Regions from separate parts of the Mus musculus genome. Here regions 2 and 3 are each linked to region 1. Evidence: chromatin loops called from intact Hi-C (ENCODE). Cell type or tissue: left cerebral cortex. All regions are shown on one strand. Links, peaks and the distances in the headings refer to the core of each region. The heading gives the core; the rest is flanking DNA. Region 1 overlaps Dpp6 (dipeptidylpeptidase 6). Region 2 overlaps Dpp6 (dipeptidylpeptidase 6). Region 3 overlaps Gm35223 (a long non-coding RNA gene).

What was found. Hi-C counts contacts between places; a loop is a spot of excess contacts. Peaks named below come from ENCODE experiments on the same cell type or tissue, not always from the same donor. Only the 100,000 strongest peaks of a DNase experiment are listed, where the experiment ranks them.
Region 2: it touches region 1 in a loop (4-fold over the local background); 4 of 42 quality-filtered maps call a loop at or near these places.
Region 3: it touches region 1 in a loop (6-fold over the local background); 5 of 42 quality-filtered maps call a loop at or near these places.

What each region holds. Positions count from the first base shown.
Region 1 is chr5:27,672,877-27,680,876 of GRCm38, reverse strand. The region is part of intron 16 of Dpp6 (dipeptidylpeptidase 6); the gene reads right to left. Among named protein-coding and RNA genes, the nearest start is that of Paxip1, 110 kb to the left of the region's middle. In left cerebral cortex, for the core only: CTCF peaks have their summits at 203 (motif pointing left) and 3,341 (motif pointing left); DNase peaks (open chromatin) are centred at 1,505, 3,438, 5,667, 6,904 and 1 more place; H3K27ac peaks cover 987 bases.
Region 2 is chr5:27,726,022-27,737,348 of GRCm38, reverse strand. Dpp6 (dipeptidylpeptidase 6) reads right to left here. Exons shown (of 26, transcript NM_207282.3): 26 at 9,849-11,327. Among named protein-coding and RNA genes, the nearest start is that of Paxip1, 60 kb to the left of the region's middle. In left cerebral cortex, for the core only: no CTCF peak of the experiment used is centred there; DNase peaks (open chromatin) are centred at 4,690, 5,272, 5,782, 6,398 and 1 more place; H3K27ac peaks cover 2,235 bases.
Region 3 is chr5:28,089,393-28,100,719 of GRCm38, reverse strand. All of the region lies in intron 1 of Gm35223 (a long non-coding RNA gene), which reads left to right. Among named protein-coding and RNA genes, the nearest start is that of Gm35055, 22 kb to the left of the region's middle. In left cerebral cortex, for the core only: CTCF peaks have their summits at 6,576 (motif pointing right) and 8,203 (motif pointing left); a DNase peak (open chromatin) is centred at 6,575.

The sequences.
Region 1 (8,000 bases), core at 1-8,000:
CCCCTGCCAGGGCTCATTTCTATGGGACAAGGGAACCAACAACGATGAGGCACCAGGCCAGAGGTGGTTCTAGGAATGGCACCAAGAAGTTGGGCACAGCATGCTTTTGTGGGTCAGAACCCGGCTAACAGTTCAGGAGCCTCAGGAGAAACCCTCTCGCAGGTCACTGTGTGCCCGAGGTTGTTATGCTGCCCTCTGCTGGGCACCAACAGTTACAGAAATTGTGCTCACCTCCAGGGCACTGATAGGCACATGGGATGATTGGAGCAAAGACATTGCCAGCTGGAAGATGGACCGTGACTTTAGAGAGATCATAAGGACAAGTTTGGTGTCAGAGTTGTTACAAGATAGCTGGCCTCTAAACAAGGAGGTGGGGCTCAGTTCCTTCCTCATAAACCATAGTTTAAGTCTCCTTGCAGCACTTAACTAGGGGTTAGGCACTGCTGATTTTGAGCGCTGGTGACAGGCCTTGGGGTCTGCCTCTTCATCAGAGCCAGGAATGTTACTGGCTTACAGTAAGTTCCTTTCTGCAAACCTCAAGTCAGAGTGAGGCAGCCTAGAGATGCACACAGCCTGGAGACCTGAAGTCCAAGGTCCCAGCATCTGTAGGGTTGTACTCCTTGTGACCCCATAGGAATTCTCTAGTTTCTGGCAGCTTCTGGTGGTGGCCAGCACTCCCTGACTTACAGACACCTCCCTCCATCCCTTGTTGTCGCAGGTTATCTCTGCTCATGGTGGCATGGCGTGTGTGTGTGTGTGTGTGTGTGTGTGTGTGTGTGTGTGTAAGAGAGAGAGAGAGAGAGAGAGAGAGAGAGACAGACAGAGACAGAGACAGACACAGAGAGACAGAGAGACAGAGAGAGACAGAGGGAGAAAAGGGTTTGCCTGTGCAGGCAAGTTTTCCCACTTCCTTTTTTTCTTTATTGGAAACCATGGTGATGACCTAAAAGAGAAATGTGTATCTGAATATTCTCACTGTCTTTGGCATGAAGGCATGTGTCATGCATCAAGGCCTTGCCCAGGATAGTCCACCCGAGCCCATGTTTTCCATAGACAGTTTCACTGATCCTAGAGACTGTCCATTCACAAAAAATTAGGAATTCTGTGTCTACATAAATCTTCTTTGTCCATCACAAATTTTGTCTGAGGGCTGGTAAGATGGCGCAGTGGTCAAGAACACTTGCATTCATCCAGAGGACCTGGCTGTGATTCCCTGCACCCACACTGTGGCTTACAAATGTTTGTGGCTCCAGTTCCTAGGGATCAGATGTCCTCTTCTGGCCTCAGAGGGCACCAAACATGCATGAGGTACACATATGTACATGCAAACAAACATTCATACAAACTAAATTTTGTCTTCAAACAGAAACTTTGGTCACTTTAGGATGAAATGGAGCAGCCATTACTAACTAGTGGTTAAGTTGACTTATGCTGTTAGTCATCATATAAAAATTGAGCTTCCCCCACTGTAAGCAGCATGTGAGGGGACTGAAGGGCTCCCCCTGGGATGCTGAGTCAGCTTCTGGGATGCTGAGTCAGAGCTGTGACAAAGATAATAGCATCTGTGTATCAGCATCAGCATCCTTTTCATAAACATGTCATCAAATCCATCATGATAATAGTAGCAATGTCATTGTCATTGTCACCATAACCACCATGACCAGCAGTACCAACTATTAAATCCCGCTCTAACTCTCTGGTCATAAACAATTTGATCCCAGGGCTAAACAAGATGGCTTAGCATGTAAAGGCACTGCTGCTAAGCCTGACAATACAAGTTTAATCCCTGGAAGTCACATGGTAGAAGGAAAGAGCCCTTTCTGCCAGTTGTCTTGTATTCCCCTTACATCCCGGACACAAAATAAATGCACTAAAATAGAATTTAAAAATTAAAACTGAACTTGATGCCAACCTACAAAGTAGGTGTCATTATACTCCAGGGTTATGGCTGCCTGCACTCCCTGGTTTGCACACTTCCCCTCAGCCTTTGCTGTTCCATGCCATTTCCTCTCACACCAGTCCTCCTCTGGCTGCCCCTTTCCCTCCTCTTCGTCTGTCACAAACAGCCACTGCTCAACTGCCTACAGCTTTGCTTCTTGGTTCTGTAATAAACTATCCTGAGAACAGCAACTTCAGGAGGAAAGGGTAGAGGCTGCAGAGATGGCTCAGTGGTTACGAGCACTGCTGCTTTTCCAGAGGTCCTGAGTTCAATTCCCAGAAACCACATGGTGGCTCAGAACCACCTATAAAGGCATCTAATGCCCTCTTCTGGCATGCAAGTGTGCATGAAGACAGAGCACTCATACATTTAAAAAGAAAGGTAGAAAGAAGAAAGAAAGAAAGGTAGGAAGAAGTAAGGAAGAGAGGAAGAAAGAAAGGAAGAAAAAGAAGGAAGGAAGGAAGGAAGGAAGGAAGGAGAAAGGAAGGAAGGAAGGAAGGAAAGAAGGAAGGAAGGAAGAAGGAAGAAGGAAGAAGGAAGGAAGGAAGGAAGGAAGGAGAAAGGAAGGAAGGAAGGAAGGAGAAAGGAAGGAAGGAAGGAAGGAAGGAAGGAAGAAGGAAGAAGGAAAAAGGAAGAAGGAAGAAGGGGTCTATCCAGGTTACTGACCCTCATTGCAGGAGGAACTTAAAACAGCTGGTCACATGCCCAGTTGAGGGCAGGGAGAATAAACGCATGCGTGTTTGTGCCCAGCTCATACTTTCTCCTCATTCAATCCAAGGCCCAGCCCGTGAAATGGTGCTGCCCACATTAAGGATAATCTTCCTACATAATTAGCCCAGTTAAGGAAACCTTCACAGACATGCCCACAGGCCAGGCCAGGCTAGAAAATCCCCCCGAGACTCTTTCCTAATGTGATTCTACTTTATGTCAAGCTGACAGTTAAACAAGTGCTTCCCTTTTTGTTTGTTTTGGTGCCACACTGTACCTTCTCCTATGCCCTTCATACTTCTGAACTGTTCACAGGTTCTCTAAGCCCTACCAGAAGGTAGAGAGGACCAGGCCTGAGCTGAGGCACTAGGGATATGCTGGTAACCAGCTAACCTTCTTTAAAGGTTCTTCCAATTTTTCTTCTCCTAGATTCTGGACTCCCTGAGGGTGGTCCTCCCTGTGTTTCATCTTCTTGTGTTTAACATTGAGCCTGGTGTCTGCCTCACACTCAATACCACAGAAGGACTTCTCAAGACCAGGGTTCAGTTCTGTGTCCCCTAGTGAGTCAGACGCATTCCAACCAGGTGGTGATGTTCATGCATGGGGAAACCCTGACACTAAGAACTAGGAAACCATGTACAGCCCAGCAGGGGTTCTTGTGTAGAGCAATGTGCAGGGCTGCAGCGCCCTCTTGTGTACAGGCCGTACCCAGGGCTTCGGCATGGAGATCTATGGGATTTCTGCAAAGGTTCAGCTTCACTGTGCACAGAGAGCAAACTAAGCAGCTGTGGTCCTCTGACAAGTGCAAGGAAGACCTGGCTCTCAGCCACTGCTGGGTACTGTGGGACTGACTCATCTGTGAAAGGTGGGGGTAGGGTTGGCTGCTGTGGTGGGAGGAGGTGAGCACTGGCCTCCTGTGGATGCTCTCCCAGTCACCCCATACATCCCTAAGTGTGTCAGCACCCGCCAGGGGCTATGCACCCAGAATATCTTGGCTCCAACAGATTTCCTGTGACACAGTGGGGGAGTGCCTTGCTGTCAGTCCCCACAGGGATGTTCCAGCACCCACAGAATGGAATGCCAGTTGGTTTTAAGTGTCCTCTCCCACCCCTTTAAACCCTTTGGTGGTGGTGGTATCCTCTCTCATCATAGATCTGGGTCCACACACAGAAGATTCTCAGCAACAAGCTGATGTAAACAGGAGGGGAGGTTACGGCTGGCTTAGGGGAAAGGTGATGTACACGGGAGGGGAGGTCATGACTGGCTTAGGGGAAAGGTGATGTACATGGGAGGGGGCACACCAGAGCAATCACCACAGTCCCTGCAAGACCCGCAGAGTCAAGGCTCACTGCAGAGACCAGATCTCATGTGGCCACTTGAAATTCCAGCTCAGCACCACCAGGATTTCTCTGGGGCTTTCTTCTATGTTCTCATGTGTTCAACCTCCATGCCCAATAACAAGGAACTTGGCTCTCATTATCACTGACATCTAACTCATCAAATCCACCCCCTGAGTGAAAACACTTTCAGCTATCATATGTGTGTGTGTGTGTGTGTGTGTGTATGTTAATCCTAACACTTCAGAGGCAGAGGCAGGTGGATCTCAAACTCTGTGAGTTTGAAGCCAGCCTAGTCTACATGGTGAGTTTGAGGCCATCCTGGTCTACATAGTGGAACTTTGTTTCAGAAAGAGGTAAGAAGGGATAGGAGTGACACAGGTGCAGTATTTCTATGTGTCCCTGCAATGAACAATATTTTCTATAACTCCTGCCCCCTAAGCTCTCCCACCATGTTTGCCTCCATATTCCATGTTGCATTCATTCCTATGGGTACCATGACATTACACCCTGGCCTATCTCTCACCATGGGTGGGCCCAGAGGTAGAGGACTACCCATATCACTGGGCTGGGCTTAGTCATTCCATGCTGGACTGTTCTGTGAGGATGCATGCTCTACCCCTGCCCAGGAAAGGCTTTGGGTAAGAGAATCAAGGAGAAGGGAGGAGAAGGAATGATAAGGGAAAAAGAGGCGATGAAGGTAAGGGGGGGGGGAGGAAGGGAAAAAAGAAAGAAAAGAAGAAAGGAATAGGGCACTTGTGATTTCATCATTCCATGGGTGCCTTCACATGTGTCCGAGACCGGGTGAGGTACAGCACCCACCCTGAGTGGGTCTCTGTGGCAACTCTTAAAACAGCAGACATTACCATTCCAAATGGAAACACATTATAACACAAAACTTCTTGTTACTATGGTTTAAATAATCTGTTAAAGAGTGGTGTCTAGGGGCCTGGAGGGGTGGCTCAGTGGTAACGAGCACTGACTGCTCTTTTTGAGGTCCTGAGTTCAATCCCCAGCAACCACATGGTGACTCACAACCATCTGTAATGGGATCTGATGCCCTTTTCTGGTGCGTCTGAAGACAGCTACAGTGTACTCATAAATATAATAAATACATGTTAAAGAGAGTTATGTCTATTACAATGGCTATCTTTTATCACAGTAACAGAAGAGTAACTGATACGGTGATGAAGGCACTGAGTTTGCAGAGAACGTCCTGAAATATGGAGGGGAAGAGAACCTACAGCTGGCAGGTGTCCTCTTGTCTTTGAAGATAATCTTTATATCTCTCTATTTATAGTCTTACTCTGCTATTCTGCATATACACTGGGTATGAACACACTGAAGACATTTCTACCCACAATAATAATAAGAGGCATGATCACTGAGGGTCCAGCATCACATCTCTGAGACCTTACCTGTAACTCTCAGCAGCTGCCATAGTCGTGAATTTGTGAAGACCCAGTGGCTTGAGGACAGGACTGTGAGACTTAGAGAACCTCCTCTGGTACCTCGGGATCCTACTTTGAGTGGATATATGTCACACTCTGCTCACTGTGGGTCATGTGGGCTGCAAATGCTTCATCTGGCAAAAGGCTCTCTTCCTTATCTGAGTTGTTGCTGCCATTTAGGAATTCAGCTCTATACAGAATATAGATTCTGAGCATCTTTTGGCAGATTCAGGGAACTGAGGTCTTGTGAGCACAGACTGGAGCCAAATGAGTGGCTTTCTATAAACACATCTGTAATGCCAATGCCTCCTTCCATCATGCAGGCTGGAGCTCACTTTTCTCATCACTTCTCAGAGTAGCTGGCTCTCAGCCTTTCTCCCCCCCCCCCAACCCCAGACAGGGTTTCTCTGTATAGCTCTGGCTTTCCTGGAATTCACTCTGTGGATCAGGCTGGCCGTGAACTCAGAAATCCACCTGCCTCTGCCTTTCAAGTGCTGGGATTAAAGGCGTGTGCCACCACTGTCCAGCAATTCTGCCTTCTTTTTAATGAAGACATGGGAGAAATGGGGAAGATGGAGGCATGTGGTCCCTATCTTCTGCTTCTCTATTAGTGTTAATGGTGAAGCATGGGATGAATTCTTCCTGTTTTAGCCACAGTAGAACCTGTTAAAGTTAAGAAGTGGTAGATTCCTCCCACTGAACATAATTCATCTGCACCAGGCTGTAAGACAATGTCACCTAGTTAAGAAAAAGAAAGTTTTACACACTGGATGTTGACAGAAGAGATGGGATGGAGTTCTGTTGACGAGGATATACCAGAAATTTTTGCTGGGGTGAAACCTCTTTTTGATTTGGGAGCATTGCCCCCTTAATCACGTCAAAAACGCGAATTTTCCTAGTGATCACTGCCTTAGCTTCTTTTCATGTTACTGAGATACAACATCCAGACAAATGTAACTTAAGGGAGAAGGGGCTTATTTTTGGCTCAAAGTGGGAAGTCGACAGTGGCAGGAGTTTGAGGGAGCTGGTGTCATATCATATCCAGTCAGGAAGAGAGAACAATGCATGTACTCAGCTCCCTCTCTCCACAGTCCAGGATCTCAGTCAGGGAATGGTGGCACATGTAGTGGATAGGTCTTCCCATATTAATTAATGTAACCAAGACTGTCCCTCAGACATTCTCACAGGCTGATCTTTATCTAGAAAACTCATCACAGGCTTTCCCAGAGGCCCATATTATAGGTGATTCTAGATTTTGTCAGGTTGATAATGCTACAGTTAGCACAACCACAAAATAAGATGAACTTGGCATTGTCTTGGGTGCCTGTCAATGATCAAGTCTGTACAGCAAATAGTTCAGTGAAATTTACTTGATTCTAAATTTTGAACTCAAAAGGGACAGCTTTTGAACAATATTCAGAATCTATTTTAGGATCTCTGGATGCATTCAGTTTTTCATGACTAACACAAGCACTGGAGCTGGAACTAGAGGCAGTGATGCTTGGAGGAGAAACCTGTGTGGGTCCTGAGATGTCCCTATGGTACTCTATAGAGGCAGCTGTTCCTGTGTGAGTCCTGAGATGGCCCTATGGTACTCCATAGAGGCAGCTGTTCCTGTGTGGGTCCTGAGATGGCTCTATGGTACCCCATAGAGGCAGCTGTTCCTGTGTGGGTCCTGAGATGGCCCTATGGTACCCCATAGAGGCAGCTGTTCCTGTATGGGTCCTGAGATGGCCCTATGGTACTCCATAGAGGCAGCTGTTCCTGTGTGGGTCCTGAGATGGCCCTATGGTACTCCATAGAGGCAGCTGTTTCTGTGTGAGTCCTGAGATGGCCCTATGGTACTCCATAGAGGCAGCTGTTCCTGTGTGGGTACTGAGATGGCCCTATGGTACTCCATAGAGGCAGCTGTTCCTGTGTGGGTCCTGAGATGGCCCTATGGTATTCCATTGAGTCAGCTGTTGAAGAACCCATCACAGGTTCCTGCATGGTAAGGATTCTGAGTTATCCAAAGAAGTCCAGAAAGGACCCTCCAAGATGTTGCTGTCACTGGTATCTGCTTCTGGCTTCTGGTGAGCCCTAATACAGGAGCCTGGCAGATCAGCAGTCACCAAGGGCACATCACTTTTATGGAACAGTACAGCCTGGCCTCCATTTTGTTTGTTTTTATGAAATAGGGCTGTTCCCTCCAAGCAGTGCCCACAAGCTTGGTTGTCTTTGAGATCAGTGAAATGCATTTATTAGGCTGGCCTCAAACCCTTCACACTTGTCAAGTTGCCCTTGGGTTCCTGATCCTTCTGCCTCAACCTCTCAAGTGCTACAGCACTGTGCCCAGCTCCATGGTTCTTCTAGACATGGTCAGAGGTCTTTTTTTTTTCTCTCAGTGCTGGGCAGTGCTCCAGTGATCTGTAGCTCACTCTCTGCCCTGTCTTCCCCCAGTCTCTATAAGCACTTTACATCCCTCCAGTCTTTAAGCCTCAGTTCTTGTCTTCTTAGATTTTTCAACTTTGAGTTGTATGTGCCTCTGGAAATCCACAAGCTGCCTGATCCATGGTCTTCTTTGGT
Region 2 (11,327 bases), core at 1,475-9,474, 55 kb before region 1:
ACCAGTATCCGTGCTGGACAGCTCCCAGGGCCTGACCAAAACCAGGTGCTCTCTGTGGTCCTGATTAGCTGCCTATAGGCAGCATTCACAGACCCTCAGAGCTTTGCCCTCTGCCTGTGAAGGCCAATCTGCTCCTAGCTACTTGATCCCCATCTCAGGATCCAGAAGTCAGCATTTCCAGGCCTTCTCTGTAGCAGAGGCTACAGTGCCATGGTGGGTCCCTTCCTTGGATGCTAAGACCAGTAAACATGGTGAGAAGGCATGGCTGGTCACCTTGCAGGATATGGAGCAGAATGGGACTCACACGCATCTGATGACTCAGGGTTCCCTGTGATGGGCAGTATCTTCCCAGGCTACTGTGACCAGGACCTAGTGATGAGCCCTTCCCTTCTTCAGGTCATATACAGACCCACTCCACCCAGGGCCTGAGATAGAGTTCATTTGAAATGGGAGCCTCCCTGATGAAGTGCCCAAATTGACAGAGTAGTGTTGATTTTCTCCTCTCAACTCCAGGGCCTGACAGTCATTGTCTTAACTTGGGTTACATAGGACTGGGAGTCTGCAGGTGTCCAGAAAGGAAACTCTTCAGACTGCCTCCGTTATCCTGGATCAGCTTGGAGAGTGTGATGCCAGGCAGTTATTGTCAGCATATTTAAAACAGTACAATTTGGGAAGAAGTTTCTGGGCAATGATTATCACTCCCATTCTGGGTACACAGTAGAGCTTAGGTGTGACTACATAGAAACTCCTTTAAAGAGTAAACATGAACATGAGGATGGGTTCTATAGCTAAAAGGCCTAGAATATAGTGTGGTCTCTGACAGCATAGAAATCAGTGAGCCACAAAGTACTTTTGGCATCTCCCCTAAGGATGGATTCTACTAAATGTGAGAAGATAAAGGTTTAGGGGGGAAGAGTCTAGGATAAACATTCTGGAAAAGGTCTGCATCCAAAGACAGCAAAAAGGTCACCAGGGTGTTAACAAAATCCACTCCCAGCCTTCCAGGCAGGAAACAAGCATTTTATCCCCTCTATTAAGGGAACACCCCTGCATGATTAACATTCCTAGTTCCCTTAGAGATCTGTGGGCAAAAAGACCTTTATGTTCCCAACAGGTAACAATCACTGTGATGAAATGCCAGGAGCAAAAGCAAGTTGGGAAAGAAAAGGGCTTATCTGGCTTACACTTCCACATCACAGCTCATCAGTGAAGGAGGTCAGGTCAGGAACTTAAACAGGGCAAGAACTGGAGGCAGGAGCTGATGCATAGTCCATGGAGAGGTGCTGCTTATTGACAAGGTCTCCATAGCTTGCTCAGCCTGCTTTCTCATAGAACCATGATCATCAGCCTAGGTCAGCCCCTCCCACAATGGGCTGGACCTGCCTCTATAAATTTCTTTTTTTTTTAAATATTTATTTTATTTATATGAATACACTGTCGCTGTCTTCAGACACACCAGAAGAGGGCATCAGATCCCATTACAGATGGTTGTGAGCCACCATGTGGATGCTGGGAATTGAACTCAGGACCTTGGGAAGAGCAGTCAGTGCTCTTAACTGCTGAGTCATCTCTCCAGACCCTTCGTAAATTTCTAATTAAGAAAATGCTCTACAGGCTCACACACAGCCTAATCTTATGGAGCCATTTTTCTCAGTTGAGGTTTTCTCCTCTTGAATGACTCTAGCCTGTGTTAAATGGCATAAAGTTAACCAGCACAATTACTGAGCCCCCATGCATGCCGAGGCTTCAGGCCTTGAGTACTCTATACCAAAAGGGGGAGAAAGGAAGAGAAAGAGCAGTATGGGGGTGCTGGGGCTGGTTGTTGGCTTTTGACACCTCAAAACCCATTCCCAAGTGACATACTTCCTCCCAAACAGTTCATCAACTGGGGACTAAGCATGCAAATATATGTGCCTATAGGTGTCATCTTCATCCAAGCCACCACAACTAACATGTAGGGTGTGGGAACTGAACTCAAATCCTTTGTTAAGAGCTTTGAGTGCTCATAACAGCTAAGCCCTCACTCCAGCCCAGCCACTCACTTCTTATTACCATCTGCCAAAGAGGAACTTGGCTTTGATATTTGATAAAGATCTCATCTTTCCATGAAACTTCAGCAAGATTATGTAGCTCTGCCCAACTGCTGAACCCAGCATCAGGCTCTCCAGATTATCATGAATATCCACCCTATCCCAGGACAACCTTTGGCTCTGCATGGAGGACTGGGTATCTAGAGCCTTGGAATGGCCCGAGGAAGGAGGGAGAACAATAGGCTGGACAACTGGGAAATGTGTTTTCCAGGTTGTTTCCTTCCCAGGTGGTCTAGAATATGGTGCATGGCTTGTGGAGGGAGATAGGCAGGATTGGGTAAATGGCTTCTTGGGTACTTGTGGCCTAGTGGTTCCAGACATCAAGAAAATGCAGTGGGGCCCTGCTGCCATGGACTGGACTCAGTCTGTCTCTCAACCCAAGGGGAACCAGGGCTTTGGTGTTCAGGTGAGCAAGGAGTCGGTGGAAAGTGACAAACAGACACTGACATAGAGAGAGTGCTGTATCTGAATGTAATTTCTCAAAGAGAGCATCAGACTTATATTACAGAAGAAAACAAAGAAGTTAGGTGACACATCAGCCAAGGTACATTGAAGTTATCTGACACAAAACAAAAATGCATGCATAAAGATCAGCAGGAACTAGGCAGTGGTTAAAACTGAGATAAAAGGCAGCCCTTTCTAAAGTCAGCCATTAGGGAGCCAGGTGAAGATTTCATACCCTAGTCACAATTTATGCTATTCCTCTGAGCCTTGTGAAAGCTTGAACCAGGGGATTCTGCTCTTGCTGGCCTTTTCATGAATAATGCAATATTCCTCCTTAAACCACAACCCTCCTTCTTCCCAGGCCATTGTAAATTCCTGCATATGGAAGTGACTCGGCTATAATTCTAAGTTTGCTTTGTAGAACTTGTCCTGAGATTTCTAGCTCTTACCCAGTAAACTGCAGTGTCTGATTTCTTTCACTGTCTATCAACACTGGAGGCATTTCGTCTGAATGAGTAGCATTACCTATAATACAATACCGACTATTGCAAGGACAAATCTGGAGCATTCATGCTATGGGATACCAAGGCTCCAGGAGACTAAGTTTCCATGAAACTTTTTGCCTCAGGACTGCATCCAAGCTTTTGGGCCTGTCACGCAGACTTCACTGGAGTGGGTGTGGCACCCTGCTGTACAGGAGAGCTGGGGATTTGGCTTAGGGCTTGGTCCAGGCGACTCCCAGGAATGGTACAGGGGCCCAGTGCAGGTAGGAAGTGACCCTCTGACCTTAGGTACCTTAGGCACTTTCCTCATTTTGGAATAATGGGAATTGTCTCTAGATGCTTCTCCTGACCCCACTTTGCTGTCAGTCCCTCTGCTTTTCAAGTCTCCAATTTTACCCTGGGTAACATCAAGATGGATACCATGATCAGATGTCATCATAAAGATAAGACAGAGAGATGCTCAAGCATGTGGCTGATACCCAGGGGTGGGGAGGCCAGATTCACCACCCACTGATACTTCACTTAAAGCCCCTACTGTGACACTGGGCTTTCCACCTAAGAGAGGTTCCTGTAGAGCAGCCTTCCCAGAGGGTGTGGACAGAAGGCCTAAGAGAGTGAAGCAGTGATACAAAGCAGACCCAACCCTCCAGACCCTTCTGTCAGGCTGTCCTGTCATCAACACCCACCTGTGTGGGTGGCTTTGCTTGTTTATGTAGTATGTATACATATGGGGAGTCCAGGAGATCGAAGTCATGTCATCAGGCTTGACAGACAGCAGGTGCCTTTATCTGCTGAGACATCTCACTGGTCTCATATTAGGGTTTTTCTGGAAGGCACTTTGTACCAATGAGCAAACTCCCAGGGCAGGTGCTGGCATGGTCTATGTCATCCCGTGGCGGGATAAGGTGTGGGTTCATAGACTATTAGCTTTCTTGGGTGGAGATTGTTCTGCTGATTGCCTGTGCACTCCGCTGATAGCATACCCCTGCTCTCAAAGCCCAGGGGTGTTTTATAGACAGAACACGTGAAGGGAATTTCATTGATAAACAGACTTCTGGTGGCTCTGCCTACTGTGAGAGCTGGCTAAGGTCCTGCCGACTGTCCTGTGTGACACTAGTGGTCCTCAGCGGCTTACTGTGTGTCCACAAGTATGGCTCCATCTCCTCTGGTTGTTTCCTGGTTCAGGATGGATTAGATGGGGTCTCTACTCAAACAAAATGATAAGTAACCATGGGGTGTTAGTATTTTCTCTAGGCTCCACCCAACAGTTACCTAGCAACAGCCACGTACTAGCTTGGCTCACATATAAGAAGTCTCTCTCTCTCTCTCTCTCTCTCTCTCTCTCTCTCTCTCTCTCTCTCTCTCCTTCTCTTCTCTGTCTCCCTCCTTTCTCTGCCTCTACCCCCTTCACCAGGTCCCTTTACTGCAAATATACTCTTTTATAATAAGCCTGTCTTATGGCTGGTTCTCAGTGGCCCTCCCAGGTGTTCCCTTCTGCCTCACCGCCATTTTATAAAACATAACATGAGGCTCCCCCACCCCATGCAGTTAGGGAGTTAGTGACATCTGATGTGTTATTTATAGGGTCTGAGACACAAGTGGAACAGAGCAGCTAGCTTGCTGCGGTCACTTCTTTCTCTGAGACAGTCATGTGTGACACAGTTTCTGGGAAACACGAAGAATTCAGTCTGGCTGGAGAAATACCAGTTAGCAAGCATGACACATCACAGCGAGCTGAGCTATAGCTTGTCAGGGCAGGCGACCTTGGGAATTCATGTCTTGACTTTACACTGAAGACATAGAGGGGGCCTGGCTGCCATTTCTCTGGCTCTGTAGCTGCTAGCAGCTGTCAGATCAGTACCAGAGCTGTGAGATTCTATTATCTGATATGAAGCCAGCCCTGCCTGCCATTAAGGCACATTTAGCCATAGAAAACTGAATGTCAAGGCCTTTGCTGGTTTGTGTGACTCTGGCTGACACAGAAGAAATTGAAGGGCAAGCCAGAGCCACAGGGAGCAGAAAGGCCTGCAGGTAGCCATAGAACTTCCTCCACTGTCTACCCAGAAGGCCCAGTCATAGAGGGTTTGCATAGGTGAGACCTCTGGTGTCTTGTGACGAGGTCAAGGGAATCCCTGGGTCCCACGAAGCAGCTCAGGTCTGGCCTCCTGCACTGGGGAGGAGGTGAGTGTCAATGATGGAGTAAACACTTGTCAGTTCAGAACAATGTCTATTTGTGATCTAGTTTCAGAGTGTCAGAGATCCACTCGGTTCCTGTGTGTCTCCAGCTCAGAGTCTCTGTGATGGCATCAAGCTGGTTATGGCAACTGCAGCCCTCACACAGCACCATGGAGCTGGGGAGCACCTGCTCAAGTTCATTCCTCATCTAGCTGCCTCCTAGCCACCTGGAAATCAGGCTAGGACCATGGGCATGTTCTCACAAGACCAGTTACCCAGATTAAGTGGGAAGAGCCAGACCAAGGGGGAGAGAGGGGAGGGGAGGGCAGGGGAGGGGAGGGTGTCCACAGGAACTGTAGAGCTCTTGCCTTCTCTGAACACTCTCTTCCATCATGGCTGGCCTCATGATTACACTCCAGTGTGGTAAGGGCCCTCACAATATGTGAGGATCCCAGAAAAATTCTTGGGAGCTGACAATAGGGATCCTGTCCAATGCCTTGGCACAGTGACTGAGCCAGTAAGGTAGAGATGTGCATGATTTCAGACTCCCTGGGGGCAGCAAGGAGAGAAGTAGGGCAGGAGACAGCACAGTTGTGCTGAGATGGGCAGAGCTGCTCTTCAGCAGCAATGCCAGGCCTTGATACCTCCTGTACCCCAGTGTATTCCTCATTACCCTGACAACACTGGGGCTCTTAGGCAGGGGGCTCCTGTGCAGTCGCCCACTTCCTGGGTCATTTCACTGCCTACTTGGTCTCAGCCTTGACTTAAATGTTACCTTCTCCAGGGCTCCCCCGACAGCACCCCACCCAGCCGTCCTCATGCTTTTAGAAGTCATGGTTTGTAGAAGTCTGCCTGTTTTGCTCTAAGTCTGCTCCTTGACCTTTCTGGGCTCACAGCATCAGGCTCTGGGTACCTATTGTGGGAACAACACCCTGCACAATTGCCTGTGGTACTGGTATGAATAGCTGTATTTCAGGGAGTTGGGATCCCATGGGTCTTGCCCCTGGGTCTCAGCCCCCCCTCCCCCATGGGTGCTTCAGGAGATCACCACAGGATGTTTGATGACAGGTAACACTCAGATGACTCAGAATTCAACTCATAGCCACGGCCCACAGCCATAGCCCAGTTTTGAGTATTAAAATTTCTGCTTCCCAGCTGGAGACAACCCCAGTTCCTCTAAATAACTTATCTAAGCCTCATCGCCCAGAAGGTGGCCAGAATCCCATTACAGTGTCTGTGTTTAAATGTCTTCTTCCTGTTGAATCTGAACACGGGGACTGTCAGTCTCCTTGGGTGTCCTTTTTCTGGCTCCCATTCCATGGCAGCACTCCAAACCCAAGGCCTCCACATTTGCCACAGCAGTAAACAAGAAACACTTGACCCGTAGTGCCCGAAAGTGAGGTGCCCTCAAGGCCACAGTGCCTGACTGTAGTCCTGGCTCCTTGAGGACCTGTCAGGACACAAACAAACTCTATGTCTCTGCACATCAGCAGCTCCAGGCTAACAGAGGTTTTCTGTGCAGCCCCTGCTGTTTTTCTGTTTCTTTAACTTTACAACAACTCTCAATCCAGCTGCCACCAGTGTGCTCTGTTTCTCTCCTCTCCTCCCCTCCTCTTCCTCTTCTCCCTTTCCTCCTTCCTCCCCTTCCTCCCTCTCTTCCTTCCTCCCCTCTTCCTTTCCTCCCTCCCTTCCTCCCTTCCTCCTCTCTTCCCTCTAGTCCTTTCTTTTCACTTCTTTCTTTAAATTTATTTGTATCTGTGTAGGTGTCTTGCCTGCATGTATGTACGTGAAACATATACACACCTGGTGCCCACACAGGCCAGAAGAGGGTGTTAGATCCTGAACTGCAGTTCAGATGTTTGTGAGCTACCATGTGGGTGCTGGGAATCAAACCCTGGTCTTGCTGTAGAACAGCTAGTGGTCTTAACCATCTCTCCAGCCCCTCTTTATCCTCCTCATTCTCCCCACCCTCCTCCCCATCCTTTCTCCATTTTTTCTTTTCTTGTTTTCCCTGTGTCCTTGAACTTGTTATGTAGTTAAGAAGTACCTTGAACTCCATTCTCTCTCTTTCAAGTGCTGAGAGCCACCATTCTCAGCCCCCAGCTTATATGGGTTTTACTTGATGTATTCAGAACTCTTCCCACATCAATTTTGGGGATCAATGAGTATTTCAAATATGTTTTGCTAAAGACACTACACAGTTTGGTTTCTGGGCACAGAAAAAGTAGAGCTAGAACTGAGATGGCAGCCTGGCTGCCAGGGGGCAGGTCATCAGCCATCTTTCCAGCTGTGACATATGTCGGACCCTATTTGGCCTTGGTTTGGGCCTTGAAGACAAAGCTGAGCCTGGATCGTTTGGGAATAGCCATTTGCCTCTGCTTGAGACGGACTCAGCACGGCCTAGGTGAGATCACTGCTGCCTAGCTAGCGCGGCCCCATGGAGTCACACCATATCCCTTGTCATCTCACACCACCCCATATGTCATCTCCCCCCCATACACCATATTCCCACCTCCTTGCCCTGTCTATATAAGCAAATTGCTGCCACATTAAAGTGAGTTCCTGCTTCAACAAGACTCCCGACCCAGGGTGGTTCTTCTCAGGTCACTGACACTCAGTATTCCGCTCAGCCCCGGAGAGACCCAGCAGGTCTGGGCTTCTCTTTTTGCAGCCATCTGCTGGCAAAGAGCGGACAGACATAGTGTCCACAGCAAGCAGCCAGGGCAGATATGCCCACTGGTGTAACAGTGGCATGTAACAGTGGCATGATTGTTATGGGGGTGACCAACCATTTTCTGATTGGTTCTGAGGCTGGCTCTACTGGAGGGAACTCATGTACGGTAAACCTGGTCAAACATCATAGCTGGGGAGGGCAGAGGCCCTGCTGGGAAGCTACTATTGCTGTTTAGCTAAATGGATATGCTGTGTGCCTGCAATTACCTTTTAACTATTTGTGATGATGCCCATAAGTCAGTTTGCTGATGCGTTGCTCGAAGGAGGTTCTTTTGCAGCGGGCATCATAATGGAGCAAAGTCCTGAGAGTAAGAGACTGCTGTGTGCTCATTTTTAGATGAGATCTCTATGTCACCCATGCCAGGGTGCAGAAACATCATTCAAGCTGGAAGGAAGGACTAGAAGAGACAGAGGATGGCCAGAGTGCTGTGAAATGCTGTTTTCTAGATAAGATATGACTATCACACTTAGGAACTCACAGCAGCTGTGGTTACCAGCACAAGACTGTGCCGTCAGTATTCTGTCATAGATGTGGGAGGGGCATATAAAGTCCTACTCTCCCTAAGGAGCTACTGGTGCTGACTGTGGCTGGAGGAGCAGGAAACATATTCTTCAGAGGTGTAGTTACTGCTAAGTTGCTTATAACCCCTCACCTTTGCTCATGTAAGCATCCCTAATCAGATTTAATGGTCCACCACAACTACCAAAAAGGCATTAAGGTTGGGGGAGGGATATTTGAGAAAAGGAAAGGTCAGCAGGAGTGGGCTAGGATGAGAGCAGAGGTAAACATGATCAAAAGGTATCATATATATATATATATGTCACAGCAGCCATTATTATGTGTGATGCATGCTAATTATAAAAAGCAAACTCCACTTTTCATTAACAGAGCAGGCTGGACATGATGGTGTATAAGAGGCAGGTTGTAATGGTTTGCATATTCTCGGCCCAGGGAGTGGCACAATTGGAGGTATGGCCCTGTTGGAGTAGATGTGTCACTGTGGATGTGGGCTTTAAGACCCTTGTCCTAGCTGCCTGGAAGCCAGTAAGTATTCTGCTAGAAGCCTTCAGAGGAAGATGTAGAATTCTCAGCTCCTCCTGTACCATGTCTGCCTGCCTGGACACTGCTATGCTCCCACCTTGATGATAATGGACTGACCCTCTAAACCTGTAAGCCAGCCTCAATTAATGTTGTCCTTATAAGAGTTTCCTTGGTCATGGTGTCTGCTCACAGATATAAATCCCTAAGTAAGACACAGGTGGTTCTTTGAGTTTGAGGACAACCTGGTCTGCATACTGAATTCCAGGCCAGCCAGAGCTACATAGTCAAACATCCTCTTTCCACTCCAAAAGAGGGGGGATTCCAAACCAAACCAAACCAAACCAAACCAAACCAAACCAAACCAAACCAAACCAAAACAACAAAAACAACAAACATGTCTTGAAGCCCTGCCCAATTTCTGATGGGAGCTGTACTGGCTGGTTTTGTGTGTCAACTTGACACAAGCTAGAGTTATCACAGAGAAAGGAACCTCCTTTGAGGAAATGCCTCCATGAGATCCAGGTGTAAGGCATTTTCTCAATTAGTGATCAAGGGGGGAGGTCCCATTGTGAGTGGTGCCATCCCTGAGTAGTCCTGGGTTCTATAAGAAAGCAGGCTGAGCAAGCCAGTAAGGAGTACCCCTCCATGGCCTCTGCATCAACTCCTGCCTCCAAGTTACTGCCCTGTGTGAGTTCCAATCCTGACTTCCTTTGGTGATGAACAGCAGTGTGGAAGTATAAGCTGAAAATACCCTTCCCTCCCCAACTTGTTTCTTGGTCATGATGTTTTGTGCAGGAATAGAAACCCTGACTAACACAGGAGCCAATGGAGGAAAGTTTAAAAAAAAAAAAAAACCTGAGTGGTAAAATAATGTTTTATTCCATGGATGACAGACGCTACCATGCCACATCCCCGAAGCCTTCCCCCCCCCCCCCGCCCCCGTCCCTTCCTGCAGCCAAAGCTGGCTCCCCTTTCAGGTCTCCTGGGCTTTGCCATTGGCTAAACCTGTTGAAGTAGTGAAAGCACACTCTGTCAGGACTAGGTCCCTTCTCTCCAATGCCAATGCATTGCCTATGGAGAGCCCAGCTTACAACTCTTCCAACAGACCTAACAAGAACCAATGCTCCAAGCTCATGTGCACAGAACCAAAGCCCCCAAACATCAACAACAAAAAAGTCAACATGGACACATCACTGAGGACAGAGTTTCAGGATGCCCCAGAAGGAGTGGCCTGGGACAATGAAAACTCACATACAGGCCGTCAACAATCCCAAAAGGGAGAGTTAGTGATTGGTATATTTCAAACTGGCACTTTTGGGGAGGCCAGATCAGCCAGAGAGGTGTCTGCATGCAAGCTCAACACAAGGTTAGTGCCTCAGCAGGGGTGGGGCTGCACAGACGCCAGACACGTGTTTCTTGCTTTATATACAATGGAATGAAATATACACGGTGACAGTGGTCACACATCTGGTCAGTGTGTACCTTACAGTGCTGATGCGGTTGGAGGAAGCTCACCAACCTCGTTGTCAGAGCAGGAGGGAGGAGCCATCTCTGGGGCTGGTGTTGACAGGAGTGGAAGACCACACTGCCTGTGGGATACTCATGATGTTGGCTTATTTGGCAAACCTAGGAGTGGAACCCAATGTACTGTCTTGTGGTTTTAAAGCAAATGTCACCTGAAAAGACTGATCAACTGATTGGGGGAGAATGGGTAGCAGTTGTAAGGACACATGTGATGGGTGGTGGAGTCACAGGCAAGTCCTAGATAGACCCAGGGGACAGAAGGTTTTACTGACTGACTTTCAGTGAGAGCTGCTAGGCGCTCTGTGTCCTTGGTGTCTTCAGTACCTCCACCAAGTTTAACAGAGACAGCAGGTGTTCAGAATAATCTCTTTATCCAAACAAGCAACAGGTAAGTAAAGCAACAGAGACAGAGAGAAACTCAGAGTGAGACAGTCCAGGGTGGGAGACAGGGGGGTGTCCAGTTAAACCATAGAAAAACACAAAGCATTTCTACAAGGTTAACCAGGGGCAGAGCTATAGTCTTACTTTGTACATAAAAGACCTGTTTTCTGGGTGCAGTTAGGGACAGTGGAGGCTTTTCTAACAACAGAGAGAGGCCTGGCATGTCTGGGCACTGCGGAGACAACCATGCTGTCTGGTTCCCATGGTGCAGCTCTGTCAGACAGGAAGCCAGACAGGACTCACAGGTAGGAACAGGAACGCGGTGCGTGAGTGCAAACGGTGGGGCTCAAGGTTACAGAGAGAAAGCTTGAACTTAAGGGCCTGTTTTCTTGGGTTCAAAGTATGCCCTTACTGTCATCTGTCCTTTGCTTTGTC
Region 3 (11,327 bases), core at 1,916-9,915, 420 kb before region 1:
TAAAATTTTTGATGGTGTTTTGGAAAAAAAAATCCATTCATCACCTGCAGTTTTCGCCACAGCATTTGAAATTAAATTCCCCATTTTTATCTTTAACTTTTGAGCCCTACTTTTGGCCACCACTTGTAGCTGGTCTTTTCTACTTTTGTTGGTTCTTCCTTTTTTCCCACCCTTTATCCCTCTGGTTTCTCCCCCTAACACTAGATAGAAGAAAAAGAAGGAGAGGGGAGAGAGGGAGAGGGAGAGAAAGAGGAATCTAATTTATTTCTTTTGTTTCTTCTTTTCTACTAACAAACTACAACCAACCCCTCTGAATGACCACCAACCACCAACCCCACTTATTTGGGCCCTAGCATTTATATATCTTCTGAAAATTTCCCAGAATTCCAAACATCACACAATCACAGAAATTCTGCAACTGGCAAAGCCATGCCTCTGCTAGGAGCATGAGGCAAATCATAGTCAGCTGCTGCAGACAGTCTGGAGCAGCCCCATATCCTCACACGTGGGATAAATATGGAAACACATTCTTACACTATTTCTGTGGGGTTTTTTGTTTGTTTTAAAGAAGCCAAAATTCCAGAATTGTCACTGTGTGTGTGTGTGTGTGTGTGTGTGTGTGTGTGTGTAAGCATGTGCATGTGTGTAGAGGCCAAAGCCAACATCTTCGTCAGTTGCTTCCTGCCTTATTTGGTGTTTGACAGAGACAGTGTCTGTTACTAAACCTGGAGTTCACCAACTCAGAAGACTACTAGCTGGTCAACAAACTCCAGGGATTCTCTGGCCTCCACCTCCCGAGCACTGGGCACAGGTGTGAGCCATCATCACTTCTGGCCTTTTACATATATGCTGGGTATTTGAACTCAGGTTCTTATGTTTATGCAATAAACATTTTGCTAATAGAGCCGATATCATGGCATTGCTTAAAAACTAAAACAAAAACCTGCTGTACACCTTTAATCCTAATACTAAGAAGGTAGTAGCAGGCAGATCTTTGTAAATTTGAGGCCACCCTGGTTTACATAGCAAGTTTCAGGCCAGCCAGGGCTATTTAGTGAGATCCTGTCTCACACACATTTTTCTGGGGTCTGTCTGTGTCTGTGTCTGTGTCTGTGTCTGTGTCTGTGTCTGTGTCTGTGTCTGTGTCTGTGACTGTGTCTGGGTCTGGGTCTGTGTCTGTGTCTGTGTCTGGGTCTGGGTCTGGGTCTGGGTCTGGGTCTGGGTCTGGGTCTGTGTCTGTGTGTGTGTCTGTGTCTGTGTCTGTGTCTGTGTCTGGGTCTGTGTCTGGGTCTGTGTCTGGGTCTGGGTCTGGGTCTGGGTCTGGGTCGTCTGGGTCTGGGTCTGGGTCTGGGTCTGGGTCTGGGTCTGGGTCTGGGTCTGGGTCTGGGTCTGGGTCTGGGTCTGGGTCTGGGTCTGGGTCTGGGTCTGGGTCTGGGTCTGGGTCTGGGTCTGGGTCTGGGTCTGGGTCTGGGTCTGGGTCTGGGTCTGGGTCTGGGTCTGGGTCTGGGTCTGGGTCGTCTGGGTCTGGGTCTGGGGTGTCTGTGTCTGTGTCTGTGTCTGTGTCTCTGTCTGGGTCTCTGTCTGGGTCTGGGTCTGTGTCTGTGTCTGTGTCTGTGTCTGTGTCTGTGTCTGGGTCTGGGTCTGGGTCTGGGTCTGGGTCTGTGTCTGTGTCTGTGTCTGTGTCTGTGTCTGTGTCTGTGTCTGTGTCTGTGTCTGTGTCTGTGACTGTGTCTGTGCCTGTGCCTGTGACTGTGTCTGTGTCTGTGTCTGTGTCTGTGTCTGTGCCTGTGCCTGTGCCTGTGCCTGTGCCTGTGCCTGTGTCTGTGTCTGTGTCTGTGTCTGTGTCTGTGCCTGTGTCTGTGTCTGTGTCTGTGTCTGTGACTGTGTCTGGGTCTGGGTCTGGGTCTGGGTCTGGGGTGTCTGTGTCTGTGTCTGTGTCTCTGTCTGGGTCTCTGTCTGGGTCTGGGTCTGTGTCTGTGTCTGTGTCTGTGTCTGTGTCTGTGTCTGTGTCTGTGTCTGTGTCTGTGTCTGTGTCTGTGTCTGGGTCTGGGTCTGGGTCTGGGTCTGTGACTGTGTCTGTGTCTGTGTCTGTGTCTGTGCTGTGTCTGTGTCTGTGTCTGTGTCTGTGTCTGTGTCTGTGTCTGTGTCTGTGTCTGTGTCTGTGTCTGTGTCTGTGTCTGTGACTGTGCCTGTGCCTGTGTCTGTGACTGTGTCTGTGTCTGTGTCTGTGTCTGTGTCTGTGTCTGTGCCTGTGCCTGTGCCTGTGCCTGTGCCTGTGCCTGTGCCTGTGCCTGTGCCTGTGCCTGTGCCTGTGCCTGTGCCTGTGTCTGTGTCTGTGTCTGTGCCTGTGCCTGTGTCTGTGTCTGTGTCTGTGACTGTGTCTGGGTCTGGGTCTGGGTCTGGGTCTGGGTCTGGGTCTGGGTCTGGGTCTGGGAGCTGGATCAGTTGATAAAATACTTGATGTGCAAGCATAAGGACACAGAACTGGATCCTCAGAATCCATGTAAAAGGTGTACATGAGGGTGTGCATTTGTAACCTAGCTCCAGGGAGGCAGAGACAGATGGACCCCTGAGGCTGGCTGGCTGGCCACTTTAGCTAAAGTAGAGAGTTCCAGGTTCACTGAGAGATCCTGAATCAAAAAAAAAGATGGCAAGAGATTGAAGGGAAGTTGATGTCAACTTCTGGGCTTCACATATACATGTATACATACATTTGCACACATACTCCCACATACATGTATGTATGTATACACATGAACACACATACAAAAAAGTTGTAAAGCCGGGCAGTGGTAGTGCATGCCTTTAATCCTGGAACATGGGAGGCAGAGGCAGGCTGATTTCTGAGATCGAGGCAGCCTGGTCTACAGAGTGAGTTCCAGGACAGCCAGGGCTACACAGAGAAACTCTGTCTCGAAACAAAACAAAACAAAACAAAACAAAAAGTTGTAATATCTGGAATATGCTTGTAATTCCAGCACTTGAGATGCTAGGGCAGGAGAATCCCACGTATGAGATTATCCTGAGCTATCTTCTTTAAATAATGATAATAAATTCTAATGGGGCCAGTATGTGATTTATTGGCAGAATATTTGCCTGGTATGCACAGAGCCCTGGTTCAGTTCCTGATACCAAAACAAAAAGAAAAACCACCATAATAAAAAGAAAAGAAGTAGGTGCATAGTTACCACTCCTCTAAGGCAATGGCATTGGAATTTTCCCTTCCTGCTGGGAGAGCACAGACTCTAGCTTATCCTAGAGAAGGTGGGGTGCAGGGTGAGCCAGTGGCTTTATTTGCAGATGTCTACTCACTGCTGAGACTGCTTCACAGAGTCTTAGCATCCCCTGCTACAGACACAACAAGAGTCCTCATGCATTGCTCTGTGCTGGAGGATAAGACACTGCCTGTCATCTGTCCATGTCATGCTGCAAAAGAGGTGTTTGCTCACAGCAAGGAAAGGAGTATGGCTTAGAGTTGTGTCTGCAGCAGTCTGATCAGCCAGCCATGCCAGCAGCAGCCTGGGTGATCTAGTTACACAGCTGGCTGGGACATGGGGACAATAGCAGCTGCTGTGATAGTGTGGTGGCCTTGGGTGGACAGACTGAGACCCATGCATGCTATGCTACCTGGCCTTCGGTCTATACATGCAAGCCTACCCTGGCCTTCAGGGCTGAGGCTGAGACAGGAGATGACGGGAAGAGGCAGTTTCGGGGAGCAAGGACCACTCTGCTTCTTCCTCCGAGCTCCTTCCCTACCCTTCTCATACTCTCAGTGCTCCTCTTTCTCTTCTGAGGGCAAGACTGTGTGTCGGAGACGTTTGACCAAGTGTGATGTTGCTTTATCTGTGTATCTCAGGCCTTATAAAAATGAGAGAAGTTGTCTCTCAAAGCAAGCAAGAGCCCATGTCTTCCCAGTCTGTCTCGGAGACAAAGAACATTGTCAGTATGAGCTGGGCACTGTGGCATTCCAGGTAGTGAAAGAATGGGCATACAGCAAGGGAGAGGTTAAAGTTAAAATGCATCACTGTCATTCCAATTCCTGGACTATAGTGAGCCCAGTGCTCAGGCTAGGTTCTAGGAAGCCCAGGGTCCACATCTGTGGTCCTATTGTAGTGGGGCCTTCCCCTGTATGTTTTCCCTTCTGTGGTAAATTAGGGCCTGGGCTTTGAGAACACTTCAGGGCTGTGGGAACACCTCAGAAGAGTCTTACTTTATCAAATAGAAGAAAAGTAACCCAGTCCAGAAACCAAGGCTGTGTAATTTGCTTTGCAGTTTGTGATCCAGGGGTGCCACTGTTAAGGATTTGAAGAGCTGTGATGTGGGCCAGCCCATAAGGAAGATTGTAGTGGATGTTTGTCTTGTTATCCTTTTGTCTCCTTTCCTGTTGGAGATGCTCACCCCCACTTGCTCAAATTTCTAGTGCTATGTGTTTGCACTTTTCTTGTCTTCCAAGTTATCCTTCGTGGACAGGCTGGGGAAGCATGCTTATACTTAAGATGGCTAGCCATTCACTATGGCTTAAATCCTGTGTGGGCAGGGACTCTGCACCATCCTTCCATTCCAAGGTGCATGCCTCCGAGCACAGCAGCACTCTTTAACATGTCTACATCAACACCCACAATTTCAAACACTGGGAACTTGGTTGGAAGCATTACCATTTATTCAACAAGAGTCCATGACATACTTACCATGAGTGAGGCCAGATGTGATGAGCAAGACAGGCAGCATCCTGGGGCTGAGGCAGAGCCCTAAAGACAGACAGGAGAATGTTCTTCATGTGAGCACAGGTCACTCTAGACAGAGCACGAAATGATGGTCACGGAAGTGGTGCCAGGCAGAGCATGAAGGACAGGGACAGAGGGAACTGCAGAGTCAGGGGAGCCATGTGGGCCACACAGCTTCTCTGTTCATGTGGTCATTTGTGTTGTAACAACCTGGAGAGACATTTGCCCTTCCCAGTCCACTGGAGAGCTCTGTTTCCAGGAGAAGTTTTTGGTTTCCTGAACACAATTTAAATAAAAATAGTAAGGAGTATCAGTGACAGTGGGGCGGAGAGAAGGGGAAGAGGAGAAAGAGGAAGAGAAAAGGAGAAGAGGAGGAGGAAGGGAAGACAGGAGGAGAAGAGGAAGAGAAAGATGAAGAGAGGAGGAGAACCGAAGGAGGGAGGAAGCAAAGGAGGAGGGGGGAAGAGAGAAGAGGGAAGGAGAAGAAGAGGGAGGAACTCAAGGGATTCTAGAAGGTTCTAAATGGCATAATTAATATCATTGGTGTATCAGGCACAACACTGTACTGCCAGCAAAAAAGGAGGCACTCCCACAACCCAAGACCAGGAAGTGCTGCAGAGGCTCTTCAACCTAGAAAGAGAATCTTTGGCCAGAGTGGAGGAGAGGGGTCAACAGCATGGCTATGTCTCAGCTGAGGCTGTCTGAGCATGCTTGGGTGGGAAATGCTATCAGTCCACTAGGTCCTCCCATTATGGTCTTGGGTACCTGCTGGCCCTTTCTATTTTATCCTCTGCCACACTCCCACTACACCTACAAATGGACCCAGAAACTGGCAAGAGTGTTAGGGTGGTAGGTGTTGGGGTGAGGCAGATCCATTTCCAGGTACTGTTGTTAACAAGGGTCATGGACAACCTGGCTTACACAAGGGACACTGCCTCTTCATATGCCAGGGGCTGGAAGCCCAGAGTCAAAGTGTTGGCCATGCCAGGAAAAATGCTAAGACGTTGTCTCCGGCCTCCCTCCACCTTCTGGTGGCTCCTGGTTCATGACGGCTTCACCTCAATCAGTATATGGTGCTCCCTCGATCAGTATATGGTGCTCCCTCGATCAGTATATGGTGCTCCCTCGTATATCTGACACATCTATGTTGTTTTAGGACAGGCAGGGTCATGTTTGGTTTAGGACTACAACACCCAGGTATAACAAAGTCAAGATTGTGACATATTCTGAACACTTTTAAAAAAGATTCTTTTGTGAGTATTCATGTCTGGTTGTGTTCTGGGGTGTTGGCTGGCCAGGTGGGATGCTTCCTTGATGTGGCTGGCTTCCTTGCACTGTTAGAGGAACAACTGGCTGCCCAAGGGTGTGTGCTGGTGGCCAGTGACAGCTTGTGAGGCGGCTGGGACAAGTCTGGTGTATCTCATGTCTATTTCCATAGCCTTTACATCTGACCTGTTGCTTTGTGATACTGATCATGTATCTGTTGGCTCCTCCCATTTCCAGCAAGCTGGATCACAGCCACAGAACCTCCAGTGAACACACAGCATGAGACTAGGTTGGCTCCGATGTAGCAGAGAAAACAGATTACGATAAATTAGATATTTTCTTCATTTACATTTCAAATGCTGTCCCCTTTCCTAGTTTCCTCTCCAAACATCCCCTATACTCTCCCCCTTCTCTCCTCCCCCTGCTCCCCAACTCACCCACTCCCATTTCCTGACCCAGGCATTCCCCTATACTGGGACATAGAATCTTTGCAAGACCAAGGGCCTCTCCTCCCATTGATGAGATTTGCCTTTTAAAAATTGCTCTGGCTCCCAGCTGGGGACGGAACAAGGGTGCCTACTGTGGCCACCAGGGGGCGCTGATGCTGTGTTCTGAAAACAATAATGTGGAAACCTGAGGTTAAGAGGTCCTCTCAACGCAATTGAAGCTGTAACAGAGGGAATCAGGAGTTTGCTGCTGTATACACACATCTGCATGAAGAACAGGTAGGCCTAAGTGTCACCTCTCTCCTGGAAAGAGATTGGCCTTGTACTCAGTCTAGTCAATAACTGCCCCCCCCCCCCCCGTGCTACCCCTGTGTGGCACAGGGCACAAAGAGAGGCCCTTTGATCAGATGCCCCCTCTTCAACATAGTACAGATTGCTACAGGGATGCTTCCCCAACCCCCAGACTGCAAAACCGTTTTCCAGGAACTGCCCTGGAGGAACTTCTTAAATAATTAAAATGGAGCTGGAAGAGATGGTTTGGTAGTTAAGAGCACACAATGTTTTTGCAAAGAACCTGGGTTCAGTTCCCAGCACGCATGTCTAGTTCCATAGAGAGTAGCTGTTCTGGCCTCCATACGCACCTGCACTCAATCACAGGAGCATAGACATAGACATAATTAATCATAATAAAAGAAAAAAAATCAAAGAATAAGACATTGACCATATGCCTCACCCTTTTATAAGACAGGCAGGCTTTCTTGCTCAGGCTATCCTTGAACTCCAGTGTGGCTGAAGATGGCCTTGACCTTCTGACCCTCCTGCCTTATCTATCAGCTGCTGGGATTGCAGACAAATATCACCACCTGTGGTGTACGTGGTGCTGAGGATGGAATCCCTGGCTTTGTGTATGCTAAGCAAGCACTCTACCAGCAAAGCTGCACACCCAGCTGCCACCTATCAACCCAGCTGCCACCTATCAACCCAGCTGCCACCTATCAACAATGCAAAAGTTAAAACCAACAGTGGGTAAGGAACCCAGGTCAGCATAGCTTCCTGCTGTTGCTGATCCCCCACAGGAAAAGCAACAGCTTTGACACTAGTGTTGTGCCCAACTGCTGTACCCAAGTGGGTCCCCTCACCTATTGTGAGGTGGGAGGAAGGCATCGGCCGATGGAGGAACTTTCTAGAATTCTCTACCCACCAAGCTGTATCAAGCTTCTCCTGTAAGATGGCAATTTATTTATTTTTATTTTTTAAAAAAAGATTAGGTTTTAAGTTTTAAATTATACATGCATATATGTGTCTCTCTGAGTAATGTGAATCCCCAAGGTCTCAGATCCCCCTGTGGTGGTTTGAAGAGGCCATAGGAAGTGTGGCCTTATTGGAGGAGGTGTGGTCTTCTTAGAGGAAGTGTGTCACTGTGGAGGTGGGGCTTTGAGGTCTTAAATGCTCAAGCTAGGCCCAGTGTGAAACACATCCAATCTCTTCCTTGCTGCCTTCTGATCAAGATGTAGAATTCTCAGCTCCTCCAGCATGGAGTCTACCTTCATGCAGCATGCTTCTCACCATGATAATGGACTAAATTTCCATAACTGCAAGTCGGCCCCAATGAAATGTTTGCCTTTATAAGAGTTGCTCTGGAGGGCTGGAGAGATGGCTCAGAGGTCAGAGCACTGTCTGTTCTTCCAGAGGTCCTGAGTTCAATTCCCAGCAAACACATGGTGGCTCACACCCATCTGCAATTGGATCTGGCGCCCTCTTCTGGCATTCAGGTATGCACGCAAGTAGAATGCTGCATACATAATAAATGAGTAAACCTTAAAAAACAAACAAAAGAATTAAAGAAAATGTTGCCTTGGTCATGGTGTCTCTTCACAGCAATGGAAACCCTAAATAAGACACTCCTGGAGCTGGAGGTATAGGCACATGTGCACCACATGATGTGGGTGCTGGGAACCAAACCTGGGTCCTGTAAGAGCAGTAGTCTCCCTTAACCACTGAGGAGCCATCTTCCCAGCCTTAAGAGCCCCCCTCCTTTTCTTCTTCTTTTTTTGAGACAGGGTCTCTCTATATTATTCTGCTGTTCTAGAGCTCTCTATATAGACCAGCCTGGCTTTGAACTCACAGAGATCTGCTTTCCTCTTCCTCCCATGGGCTGGGATTAAAAGTATGCATCACCACACCTGGCAAGAAACAATTTCTTAAACATGTCTTATATTTTTGCGATTCTCGTTAGTGAGGCAGGCAGTGGCATTGTCTGTATCACAGTCATCACTAACCAGATCACAACAATGCTTGCAGTTCCCATGGTTAGCAGACTCACACACTTCTGGGAGACTACCCATCCATCTGGGTCATCCCTTCCTCCGTAGGAGTAAGGTGGGAGCGCACCCAGGCTATCTCATTTCTTAACTTAGGCTATCTCATCTCTCAACTCACTTGGAGCCACTGTAGGCTTTCTCCTCAGAGCAGCAGCATCCGGAGAAGTATGTATCGGTTTGCTTTGGTGGCTAGGTCCATTCATCTCTCATAGTTCTGGAGTATGCAACTCCAAAACCAAGGTGTGGACAGGGCTGCTACCCGAGAGGCCTCTCTCTTTTAGTTCCTAGGTGGTCATTTCTGTTTGTGACTCGTGGTCACACCAATGCATGTCTGTGTCCTCATCTTTTCATACAAGAGTACCAGTTGCATTGATTAGGGCTCGTCACATTTTTACCTCTTTAAAGACCCTGTCACTAGGCACAACCACATGTGACCAGGGGTCATTTGTCAACAGATGCATTTTATCCTGTAACATAGTGGCAGATGCATTCCATGTCCCTAGCTTAAGGGGAAGACTGTGACCCTGAACCCTGTTCATGGACTTCAGCTTGGAACCTCATCAAATACTTCTGCCTGTTACACAACCAAGAATCATCATACCCTCTGTTCTGTGACCCATATTATTGGGGGGGGTCCTCTTGCTAGAGGGGCTACTCCCTACCTGATGGAAACACCAGACTCAGATGGAACGTTAACAAGGGAGCTGACACTTTGTCATCGTCAAGCTGAGTGCGCTGGGAAAGGGAAGTGACAATGTACTGGCGATGAAACCATGTCGGTCCCCAGCGAGCCCTGAAAATAAATTGAGCTGGCAGAAGAGCCTGAGACAAAAAGGAGGCAGTCAGCGGTAGCAAGCACAGGTATATCCTGGGTTGTCAAGAGATATGATTGACATGCACATTTTTCTCTTTCTAATAATTGTTATAATTTAAAAATTATGATGCATAAGATATATGTAGTAGAGACTGAGGAGATGACTCAGTGGGTAAATAATGTTTGCCATACAAGTATGTGAATCTGAGTTCAAATCCACAGTGCCTATGTAAAACTCAGTAACCCCAGTACTGGGGAGTAGGGTCAGACAGATCCCAGGACCTTGCTGGTGTGTGTGTGTGTGTGTGTGTGTGTGTGTGTGTGTGTAAACAACTGAGTCATCATCATTGGCTAAACTACCTAAGTCACTTACATCCCTCTACACTGGAGGGAGCCATATGCAAGGGCACCATTCCTCTGGACTCCTTCGGGTCAGAATTGCTTTGTAGCCATCCAAAAACTGGTCAGGACAGACTGTGGTGAGAGCTGTGGCAAGCAGGTTCATGTGAACCCTAGAGGAAATCTGTGGATTTTTATTCCTGAACTTTCAACTTCTGGAAAAGTTTTTCTTAAGCAGTGCCTCATCTAGGACCTTGCTGGTATTTGTTCACACAGCTAGCTGTTGAGACCCCACACACACACATACAGAGACACACACATACAAACACACAGAATACACCCAGACATACACACACACACACACACACACACACACACAGACATACATGAACAGACATATATATACACACAGGCACATGAACACACATGCACACAGACACAGGGGGGAGGGAGGGAGGGAGGGAGGGAGGGAGGGAGGGAGGGAGGGAGGGAGGGAGGGGAGAGAAGCTTTTCTCTTCTGGTTACTTTGGAACAAAAGATTTAGCTTCTACTGCATAACCACAGAAAGTGATGGCAGCTGCCTTGTGTTCTAGGGATACAAAGTAACCAGTGTCTTCATTTCCACAGGCCTTCAAAGTCACTGTCTCCTTAAGGGACAGTGGGAGTCTATAAGGGCTCCCTCCCCAGCAGCACTCTGCATTTGCAAGTGCATTATGTGTCATGTGTTATGTGTCATGTGTTTGCAAGTGCATTATTTGTCATGTGCCCTCAGACTCAACACCCTGAGTGCCCTATGCACTAAGCACTGCAAATGTTTTTTGGTTTTCTTGGTTTTACTAGGAAACTACTCTCTGGGGTGTTGCATGGTGGCCCTTACATCATGAGAGTTGGATGTTCGACTCAAAGCCTGACTGACCGTAGTGGTATACTGATTTTCTAAGAACTTCAGCTATTTTCTGCCATGTTATATACTGCTTGAACTGGAACAGGCTGGTGGTTGGAGGGGTGGCATTTGCCATGGGTGTTTGTTAGTACCTGTGGCTTCTGCAAGAAGTCCCCATGAGCTCTGGGGTAGGTAACCTCAGCAGTTTTTCTCCTATAGGCTGGAGGCAGGAAGACCACAATGCTGGCAGTTCACAAAGAGTAGTTCATGGGAGTAGCCCCTTGCCTTTCTCAACATTGGGTGGACACTGGTTTAGCACCTGGCCACACCTCTTCAGCCTCCAAGGCCAGAGTCTTCACGTAGCTCAGCTGCACCTGCACATTGCTTTGTCCTTGCTATGTATAAGGCTGCATTTAGAAACCTCAGAGTCTAGACCCAACATCTGGATAGACCTAATTTAACCACATCTGATGAGCTGCTTTGCTTTGATGTGTAAGGCGATCTTCATGGCATATTCAGCCCCTGGGATGGAGT